2 separate regions of the Homo sapiens genome follow, and region 2 is linked to region 1. Evidence: read pairs that join two places in POLR2A ChIA-PET (ENCODE). Cell type or tissue: Panc1. All regions are shown on one strand.

The links. Peaks named below come from ENCODE experiments on the same cell type or tissue, not always from the same donor. Only the 100,000 strongest peaks of a DNase experiment are listed, where the experiment ranks them.
Region 2: POLR2A ChIA-PET joins it to region 1 with 12 read pairs; 3 of 35 experiments call an interaction of 5 or more read pairs at or near these places.

Annotation. Positions count from the first base shown.
Region 1 is chr11:63,801,084-63,806,083 of GRCh38, forward strand. No RefSeq gene overlaps it. Among named protein-coding and RNA genes, the nearest start is that of SPINDOC, 9.9 kb to the right of the region's middle. In Panc1, no CTCF peak of the experiment used is centred here; a DNase peak (open chromatin) is centred at 2,148; H3K27ac peaks cover 282 bases.
Region 2 is chr11:64,243,305-64,248,304 of GRCh38, forward strand. FKBP2 (FKBP prolyl isomerase 2) reads left to right here. Exons shown (of 6, transcript NM_004470.4): 3 at 1-7; 4 at 147-193; 5 at 537-572; 6 at 664-828. The coding sequence ends at 725. PPP1R14B (protein phosphatase 1 regulatory inhibitor subunit 14B) reads right to left here and starts at 3,639. Exons shown (of 4, transcript NM_138689.3): 1 at 3,112-3,639; 2 at 1,900-1,983; 3 at 1,626-1,658; 4 at 1,175-1,518. The coding sequence starts at 3,369. The coding sequence ends at 1,450. LOC114841035 reads left to right here. Exons shown (of 6, transcript NM_001370414.1): 3 at 1-7; 4 at 147-193; 5 at 537-572; 6 at 664-828. PPP1R14B-AS1 (PPP1R14B antisense RNA 1) reads left to right here and starts at 2,562. Exons shown (of 2, transcript NR_135087.1): 1 at 2,562-2,785; 2 at 4,649-4,910. RefSeq lists an enhancer at 1-404 and silencers at 3,313-3,492, 4,213-4,352. In Panc1, no CTCF peak of the experiment used is centred here; a DNase peak (open chromatin) is centred at 2,620; H3K4me3 peaks cover 4,213 bases; H3K27ac peaks cover 3,399 bases.

The sequences.
Region 1 (5,000 bases):
GAGAGAAAGAAAGGAGGGAGGGATGTTGGGAAGGAGGGAAGGAAGGAATGAAGGAAGGAGGGAAGGAAGGAAGGGAAAGAAAGAAAGAGAGAGAGAGAAAGGAGGGGGGATGTTGGGAAGGAGTGAAGGAAGGAAGGAAATGAAGGAGGGAAGGAGGGAGGGAGGGAGGTTGGGAAGGAAGGAAGGAAATGAAGAACTGATACATGTTACAACGTGGATAGACCTAGAAAATATATTGCTAATTTAAAAATGCCAGTCACAAAATGCCCACATATTATATGATCCCATGTATACAGAAGGTCCAGAATACACAAATTTGTAGGGACAGAAAGTAGGTTAGTGGTTGCTTAGGGATTGGGGTCGAGGGAGAAGAGTGAGGAGTGACCGCTAATGGGTATGAGGTTCGTTTTAAGAGGGAGGAAAATATTCTAAAATAAGATTGCCGTGATAATTTCACAACCCTGTGAATATACTAAAAAACATTGATATGCTCATTAAGTGAACGAGGTATATGGGAATATAAATTCTATCTCAATAAAGCTGTTTTTTAAAACCTGAAAGTCTCAGGCTGGGCACGGTGGCTCACGCCTGTAATCCTAGCACTTTGGGAGGCTGAGGCGGGCGGATCACGAGGTCAGGAGAGCGAGACCATTCTGACTAACTCGGTGAAACCCCATGTCTACTAAAAATACAAAAAATTAGCCAGGCGTGGTGGCGGGCGCCTGTAATCCCAGCCACTCGGGAGGCTGAGGCAGGAGAATGGTGTGAATCCAGGAGGTGGAGCTTGCAGTGAGCTGAGATGGCGCCACTGCACTCCAGCCTGGGCGACAGAGCAAGACTCCACCTCAAAAAAATAAAATACAATACAATAAAATAAAAAATAAAACCTGAAAATCTCAAATTCTGGGAAACCTCTCAATGCTGGGCAAACCGGGAGGTCTCCCTGGCACCACTCTTATCTCCATAAAATTTATTTATGTATTTATCTATTTATTTAATTAATTTTTGAGATGGCTCTCTCTGTCGCTCAGGCTGGAATGCAGTGTCTCGATCTCGGCTTACTGCAACTTCCGCCTCCTGGGTTCAAGCAGTGACTCTCCTACCTCAGCCTCCTGAGTAGCTGGGATTACAGGTGCCCGCCACCATGCCCAGCTGATTTTTTTTACTTTTAGTAAAGACAGGGTTTCACCATGTTCAACACGCTGGTCTCGACCTCCTGACCTCAGGTGATCCGCCCACCTCGGTCTCCCAAAGTGCTGGGATTACGGGCATGAGCCACCACGCCAGGCCCATACCTTTTTTTTTTTTTTTTTTTTTGAGACGGAGTCTCACTCTATCACCCAAGCTGGAGTGCAGTGGTGTGATCTCAGCTCACTGCAACCTCTGCCTTCAGGGTTTTAAGCATTTCTCTCTGCCTCAGCCACCCGAGTAGCTGGGATTACAGGTGCTCACCACCACGCCCGGCTAATTTTTGTATTTTTAGTAAAGACAGGGTTTCACCATGTTGGCCAGGCTGGTCTTAAACTCCTGACCTCAGGTGATCCACCCACCTAGGCCTCCCAAAGTGCTGGGATTCCAGGTGTGAGCCACTGCACCCGGCCTGCCAGGCCCATAAAATTAAAAAAAAAAAAGGGGGCGGGGGGGATTTGGGGAGAGAATGCAGTGTCTGGAGTATTAGTCAGCTTTTTGTTGTGGCAATGTTGTGTAACCAACAACCCTGGAACTTAGTCATTTACGGCAGCAAACATTTCTTTCTTATAGGTCTGTAGGTCAACTGTGGCTGCACTAGGCTAGCTGGGCTCAACTGTACTTGGCCCAGCTGTACTGTGAGTTAGGTTCCAGTCTACTCCAGGTGTCTCTCATTCCAGGACCCAAGCTGAAGAAGCAGCATATCCCTAGGGCATGCTCTTCTCAGATGGATGGCACACGCAATAGAAACCAAGCACACACCATACAATTACTACAACGCCTCAGCTAAGATTACTGCTTACTTCATGTCTGTTCACGCCCCATTGGCCAAGGCAAGTCACATGGTCACGTCCACAGTCACAAGGGTGGGGAAACATTCACTGTCTCATTTGAGGCACTGAAAAGCAAGGTAATGGGGCTGGACATATAATCTAATTATAGGAGGGGGTGGGATAGCTGGAAACAATAAGCCAACCAACTCAGAACAAATGCTTGCCATTCTTGCTCTACGAGACCTTTAGGGAGCAGGTCAAGAAGGATTCATCAGGCCAGGCATGGTGACTCACGCTTGTAATCCTAGCACTTTGGGAAGCCGAGGTGGGAGGATCACTTGAGCTCAGCAGTTCAAGTGGCAGAACATGGCAGAACCCTGCCTCTACCAAAAAAATATAAAAATTAGCTGGACGTGGTGGGATGTGCCTGTAGTCCCAGCTACTAAGGGGGCTAAGGTGGGAGAACTGCTTGAGCCCAGGAGGTTGAGGCTGCAGTGAGCCATGTTCGTGCCACTGTACTCCAGCCTGAGTGACAGAGTGAGATAAACACACATAAAAAGATAAGAATCGATCTATTTTGTCTAATTCTGCTGCATTAGCATCTTGTGTTTTTTTGGTTTTGGGGGGTATTTTTGAGATGGAGTTTTGCTCTTGTTGCCCAGGCTGGAGTGCAGTGGCACGATCTCGGCTCACCGCAACCTCCACCTCCTGGGTTCAAGCAATTCTCCTGCCTCAGCCTTCTGAGTACCTGGGATTATAGGCACGCGCCACCATGCCCAGCTAATTCTTTGTATTTTTAGTAGAGACGGGGTTTCATCATGTTGGCTGGGCTGGTCTCAAACTCCTGACCTCAGGTGATCCACCCGCCTCGGGCCTCCCGAAGTGCAGGGATTACAGGCGTGATAGGGTCTTTTTTTCTTTTTTCCGAGACGGAGTCTCGCTTTGTCGCCCAGGCTGGAGTGCAGTGGCACAATCTTGGCTAACTGCAACCTCTGCCTCCCAGGTTCGAGCGATTCTTCTGCCTCAGCCTCCCAAGTAGCTGGGATTACAGGCACCCACCACCACACCAGGTTAATTTTTGTATTTTTAGTAGAGACAGGGTTTCACCATGTTGGCCAGGCTGCTCTCGAACTCCTGACCTCAAGTGATCCGCCCATCTTGACTTCCCAAAGTGCTGGATCATGCCTGGCCAGGTCTTTTCTTAAAAAATAGAAATGGCATTTTAAATTCTGATTATAAAAGCAAAAATATCAGACAATACAGGATACTTTAACAAAAAAGTAGGAACAGCTTCCAGGAATAATTCTATGCCCGCCAATCTGACTCACCTCATTTTATTACACCAACGTGCAGGGCAGAAAGTCATTTGGTGATACGAGGATGTAAACAGTGCCTAGCATTGAACACACACGTGGACAGAGGAGGAGAAACAGGTTTGACATGTACAGAGCTAGAAGCTAGTCTGTGGGAATTAGTGGCCCATCTCCTGCCATGTGGAAAAAGACAGGCTGCAGGAAAGGGAGTATGGCTGATGTACACAAACAGAGGCAGAGACTGGGGGTGAAAAGAACGTCCTGGTAGCATTTATGTCCTGGGTCCGGTTATTCCTAAAGTCGGCCTGTATCCCTGCCCTTCCCACAATTGGGCATTCAGCCCTTCCTTCAGTTCCATGAGCCAATAAATCCCCCATTTTGTTCAAGCTAGTATATTTATTTATTTATTTCTTGAGACAGTCGCCTAGGCTGGAGTGCAGTGGCACGATCTCGGCTCACTGCAACCTCCACTTCCCGGGTTCAAGCGATTCTCCTGCCTCAGCCTCCCGAGTAGTTGGGACTACAGGCGCCTGCCGCCACACCCAGCTAATTTTTGTATTTTTAGTAGAGACGGGGTTTCACCGTGTTAGCCAGGATGGTCCCAAACTCCTGACCTTGTGATCTGCCCACCTCGGTGTCCCAAAGTGCTGGGGTTACAGGTGTCAGCCACTACGCCCAGCCAATTTTTATATTTTTAATAGAGATGAGGTTTTGTCTTGTTGTCCAGGCTGGTCTGGAACTCCTGACTTCAGGTGATCCACCCACGTCAGCCTCCCAAACTACTGGGATTACAGGCGTGAGCCATCACACCTGACCTTGAGCTAGTTTAGATTGAGAGTTCTGCAACAAGAACCCTAAAATGTGGCCACCCAGCTGGTGCTAACACCACAGATTCTGGGCTGATGCTGCAACTATAAAGATGGACAAAAACTGGTCCTGCAAACAAATAATTACAGCACAACGTGCCAAGTTTCATAACAGTGGGGTTCCAACGGATGTGGGACCAAGAGATGGACTTCTGACCACACACAACAACTGAATAAAATTTCACCAAGGAGTGCTAAGTTTTAGGGGCTGAACTGATACCAACATTGCTGTTAGGTCATTACTTTTCTTCTTTTGGATGACTTTAGGATAAGCTGGCAATAGGATTACTGAGCTGAAGAGCATGGCTATATATTTATTATGGCTTTTGCTAAAGACCACTACTAAATGCCAAGCCAGTTAAGAGTGAAGCCCCCCTGCCCTTACCTAGGCTTCAGACAGCCCTCTCCTCACTTGGAGCTGGGTCTAGTCCACTTGCTACAGCAGCCCACCCATATTTCTTTTTCTTTTTCTTTTGAGACGGAGTCTTGCTCTGTCACCCAGGCTGGAGTGCAACGGTGCAATCTCGGCTCACTGCAACCTCCGCCTCCCGGGTTCCAGTGATTCTCCTGCCTCAGCCTCCTGAGTAGCCGGAACTACAGGTGCGTGCCACCACCTGTAATTTTTGTATTTTTACAAAAATTAGCAGCCTGGCTAATTTTTGTATTTTTAGTAGAGATGAGGTTTCACCATATTGGCCAGGCTGCTCTCGAACTCCTGACCTCGTGATCCGCCTGCCTCAGACTCCCAAAGTGCTGGGATTATAGGCATGAGCCACCACGCCCGGCCCCCATATTTCAATATCCCCACAGCTATTCCCACTTGAGGCAGTCCACTCGCTGTCTCAGCTTGTCACTGGTGT
Region 2 (5,000 bases), 440 kb after region 1:
TGCTGGGGTGAGTCATGGGGGAATGGGCTTGGGAGTGGGGGCGTGCATGGCCACCGCCCAGGAGGTAAGCTGTGGGAGGCAAGCCCCAGGGATACAAGACAAGGGCCCTGGGTGCTGCCATGGGCTGAGCATGTGTCTTCCTGCAGGATGTGTGAGGGGGAAAAGCGCAAGCTGGTGATCCCATCCGAGCTAGGTAAGAGGCCCCTCCTGAGGGTGCAGAGCGAGTTTGGGGTGTGTGACTGGGAAGGGTGAAAGCTGCTTCAGCTTTTCATTGGTCTTCACCGTATCCATTCATTACAATACATGCCTCCTCCAAGTTTGGCTGTGTCTAGCAGTGAGTACAGGGCAAGATCATTGAAGCACTCAGCTGTAGTGGCCCCACTCTGCCCTTGCCAGGCCTTTGGCACCCCCTTCCCATCTCCATTACCCTTCTCCATTTCTGGCCTTCTTGCTGAGAGGGGCGGAACACTCTCCCTTTGCCCACACTGGAAGGGAGCTTGGCCATCACTGACTGTTTCTTTGTGCATCTTCAACAGGGTATGGAGAGCGGGGAGCTCCCCCAAAGATTCCAGGTAGTAAACCTTTTGATACCTCCCATCACCTGCAGCCAGCCCACCTCCCTGTGGCCCTGGTTGGCATTTTGACTCCCCTTCTCCCCTACAGGTGGTGCAACCCTGGTGTTCGAGGTGGAGCTGCTCAAAATAGAGCGACGAACTGAGCTGTAACCAGACTGGGGAGGGGCAGGGGGAGAGGCCCCCATCAGGGACCAGACTGTTCCAAAAAAAAAACAAAAAACAAAAACAAACAAAAAAACACTTAAAAGCCCAAGGAGTAAGCCTGTGTGTGTTTGTGGGCCCTGAGAGACTCAGAGACCTCAGCTCCAGCATACCCCACCACCTTCTCCTTTCCCGACTGTGGAGCCTTGGGGGTCTAGGCTCAATGACATGGTGGCCCTTGCCCAGAGAGAAAGGAGTGTTCCTGCCTGCCAACAGCAATACTGCTCCCCCCACCCCCACAGCTCCCCAGCCACTTTCAACTCCTGGTCTGGGAGCCAGCACTGGGCTATCGTCATGGCTACGTGGCCCTTAGGAAGGCCTGTGGTCACCTGGGGAGAAGCTGAGCTGGCAGAAGTCAAAGAGCAGTGTGCCCCCCTAAAAGAGACCAGCCGAGCCTGTTAGCTGCACCAAAGGCGTATCCTAGCTTTATTAAAGGGCCCGCGCCGCAGAGTCAATATAAAAACACAAAAAGTCCCATCAGTTTAATAACAATAAAAAACCCCAAAAGTGGAAAACTGAGGGGGCAGGGGAAGAGACCCCTGGGCCAGGGGCACGAGGAGCCCTGCTCATGGCACCAGGCCTGGCCGCAGGGTCCCCCGGTATTGCTGTTGCTACGAGGTTGGGGGGCAGCGATTGTCCTGTGGGAGCCACCGTTCTCCTGGGTCGGGGACCGTCACTTCTTCTGGGGTGTGCTCAGCTTCTGCATGCCCCGGATCTTGTCCAGCAGGCCAGAAATGAAGGCCTGGATGGGGTGGGAGGGTAAACATTAAGGAGACCAGACCCCAAGATGACAGGAGCCGGGCTCCCCTCACCCTGCCACCCCCGCCAGCCCCCCAGGAAATCTCTTACCTCTGTGGGTTTGTAACAGTCAACCAGCAGCTCCTAGCAGAGGATGGGGGAGGAAGGATAAGTGAGTCCTCAGGAGTGGGGGCCTGGAGCTCGCCTATACCCACTTCCAAGAGACTGGGGCCACCCTGAGGCACAGGAGATGCCACAACAACCTCACAGCTAGGCATTGGCCCCATTCTGTTGAGGCAGGAGCTGGGGCTTGAGGGCCTGGCTCCACAGCCTCACTTTCCCGGGGCAGTGCCTCAGGCAACCCATCGCCCCCCAGCCCCCTCACCTTGACCCTGGCAGCCCGGGCATCGTCACTCTCCATGTCCAGGAGCTCATCCACGTCAATCTCCAGTTCTGGGATCTCCTCTTCCTGGGGTGGGGGTGGGGGAGGAGGGAGAGACATAAGCCTGAGTTGGAGAGAGGGTGTGAGAGGGGCTCTGGGTTGAGGCCCCTGCCTACCTCGGAGGAACCCAGCCCTCTGCCCAGCAGACAGAACAGCAGCTGCTCTGGGGAGGAAAACAGATCAGGCCCGTGCCAAGGCAAACTGCCCAAAGCGGGGTGGGGGGGGGAGCTTCCTGTCCCTGCCAGTGGGCACGGGGGGTGACAGACAAGGCCAGACAGCCAGGGTTGGGGACCTTGGGCTGGGAACCCAGCAGATGTGTCTCCCCAACATCCGGGCCCCCCATCTCACCAGAGCACCGGTGGGTGCAGCTGTCCCAGCTTATCATACCCCCCTCCCCTCCCCCAAACACCTGTCACAGCTCCCCGGGAGTGAGGAGGAAGTGAAGGCTGAGGGGTCACTGGGAAGGACCCAGGCCTGGCAAAGAGGAAACAAAGAGCCCATGCTTTGGTGAGGGAGGGGATGCCCACCACCCTGCCACACCCTCCCCAGGAAGCCCCTATCCTGTTTGTAGTCAGCTGCATTCCAGGGCTGGGCTAGGGTAGGCAGGCAGCACCGGGCAAACCCACTCCTCCACCCTGCCCCCCGGGGCCTGAGTCACCGTCTGAACAACCAGGGAGTCATGGGGGTGGAGAAGCAGAGCCCAGAAAGCGGGCTAGCCTGCACGCACGCCAAGATGGAGCTCCAGGCTAGCCCACAGAACAGCCCAGCCGCAGCCGTCCTACCAGACCAGCACCTTGTAACCACAGTCTAACCCAGCGGGCACCAGGCGGTGAGACCTCCTGCCGCTGCCAGCCCAGGATAGCCCCCTTGCCTCTTGCCCAAGGCTCAGGCTACCCCTTGAGGCGTCTGGAGGACACTAGGCTTGACCTGGGGAGTGGCATGATGGGGGGCAGGGTCCGAGGCAACGGAGAAGGCAGAAGTGACTTAGGTCAGGCAAGAAAGAGTATATATTGGGGGCGGGAGTGCAGAGGGGAGGGGAGCGCGCGGGGAAGCAAAGCGCCCTTTGACTCCAGTGACAGGCGAGCTCACAGTGGAGCTGCCAGGCGGACCGGCGCGAGACCGATTTTGGGGTGTCGGCGCGGGGTGGGAACACACCTGGCAGTCGTAGAGGCGCGTGAGCTGCTCCAGGATCCACTCCTCTAGGTTGAGGCGCTTCCGTAGCTCCTTGCGGTCATACTTGACGGTGACCTTCCCTTGGCGCCTCACTGGGCCCTCATCGTCCGCCCCGCCCGGGCCCTCTCCTGCGGCCCCGGGGGGGCTCTGAAAGTAGACGCGTGGTCCTGGGCCGCCACTGCCCGGCCCGGGGGCCGGGGCCGCCAACGCCGCGCCCCCCGCGGTGCCGCTGTCCGCCATGGCGGCCGCCGGGGCCACGTGCGAGCGTCGGGCCCCTCCCTGCGCCACCGCCTCCGGGACGCCCGCCGGCTGGCTCGGGTTAGCTCGCCGGCTCCGCTCCGCGCGGCTCCGCGGCGAGGGCGGCGGCGGGGGCGCCCGGGGGCAGCTGCAGCATGCGGAGCCCCCGGGCTTGGCCTGGCCGCGCCCCGCCCCCTCCCCGCCGATCCGCCCGCCCTTTGTCCCCCGCGGCCGCCGCCCGAGCTGCAGCCGCCGAAGCGCTTTCTCTGTCTCGCTCTTCCTCCGCCCCCCGACCACACCCCCTTAAAGGGCCAGCCCCTCTACAGGCCCCTCTCCCCTACTCCGCCCCCGGGCAGGGGTAGGGGAGGGTCTATTCGGCAGGGGGTGGCCTAGCTGTCCGTACTCCCCAAACGCAACCTTCCAGTCCCAAACCCAGGCGTTCTAAGCGCTCAGGACGACGATTTGCGCTCACGCCAGGACCCTAGTCTTCATTGGACCCTTCCTCATTCTGTCCTCATTGAGGCCATCTGAGAATAGGGGCTATCTGAGAATGCAGGGGAGTGGACATCGTGTGCAGACAGGGAGTCTGGTGAGGAGACGCTGCGGTCCCCGATGTCCAGGTCCTCCAGCCCTCGGCCAGCGAGGAGCGAACGGGCTCCTCCGCACGGACCGACACGTGGACTGGGCTCCTGGGAAAGGAAGAGTGGAGAAGGCGGGCAGGAGCTGTCCGGGTCCCTAGACTCTCCGAGTAGCAGGTCCCACGCCCCCAGCGGAAGAAGCCGGGGCTGGGGGTGAGCGGTGGCACCCGGCCGGCCCAAACGGCCAACCCCGGGCAGCCACCGCCCACCGGCAAGATGGCGCGAGGCTCGGGCTTGTGGGAAACGGAGTCCGCTCCCGGCGCCGCCCCTCCCCCGCCCTGCGGCCAGGCCGGGAAGCGCAAAGTTGTTTGGGGCGTCCTCTGCGCCTCGCGACCCGAGTGCGCACAGAGGGGGAAACTAAGGCGCAAAGAGCTGGGCAGTGCGGGGGCCGCGACTTATAATAATAAAGGCGGTAATTGCGGCTGACCCTAGGAGCGTGCGTCGGGACCGCCGCCCAGTCGGCTCCGCAGAGAGGGCGCCGTGCCGGGGCTCCTGCACCCCCGCCCTGCGGCTCCTCGGTCCTTCACATAGCCCTGGCCCACCTCCAATAAGCCGACGGCGCATCCCATTCCCTCCCTCTATTTTATTTTCTGCATCTTTAAATGGTCTCATTCATTCGTGTATTGTCTGTCTCCCACTTCTAGATTGTGAGTGCCACGGGGCTGAGGCCTGCGCCGACCTGGTCTGCTGGTGCTACCAGGCTTGAACAGTCTTCAAATCCACTGCTATTAGGCAAATTACCTGGCTCCCGCTGAACTCCAGCACCTAGAACTATGTCACACTCGTAGTAGGCCGCTGCATTGGTTGAACAAATGATTTTGAAAGAATGAATGTCTTCCTCTGTGCCTGCATTTCCTCAGAAGGCTGTAACAAAGATTAAATAGGAAAATTCGTGGAAAGTTCAATTACTACACCACAGAGGTTAATTAAGTCGCACTGCTAGATAAAACGGGAGACGAGACTTTGAACCCAGGCTGTGTGGCTCAAACCCCCTGA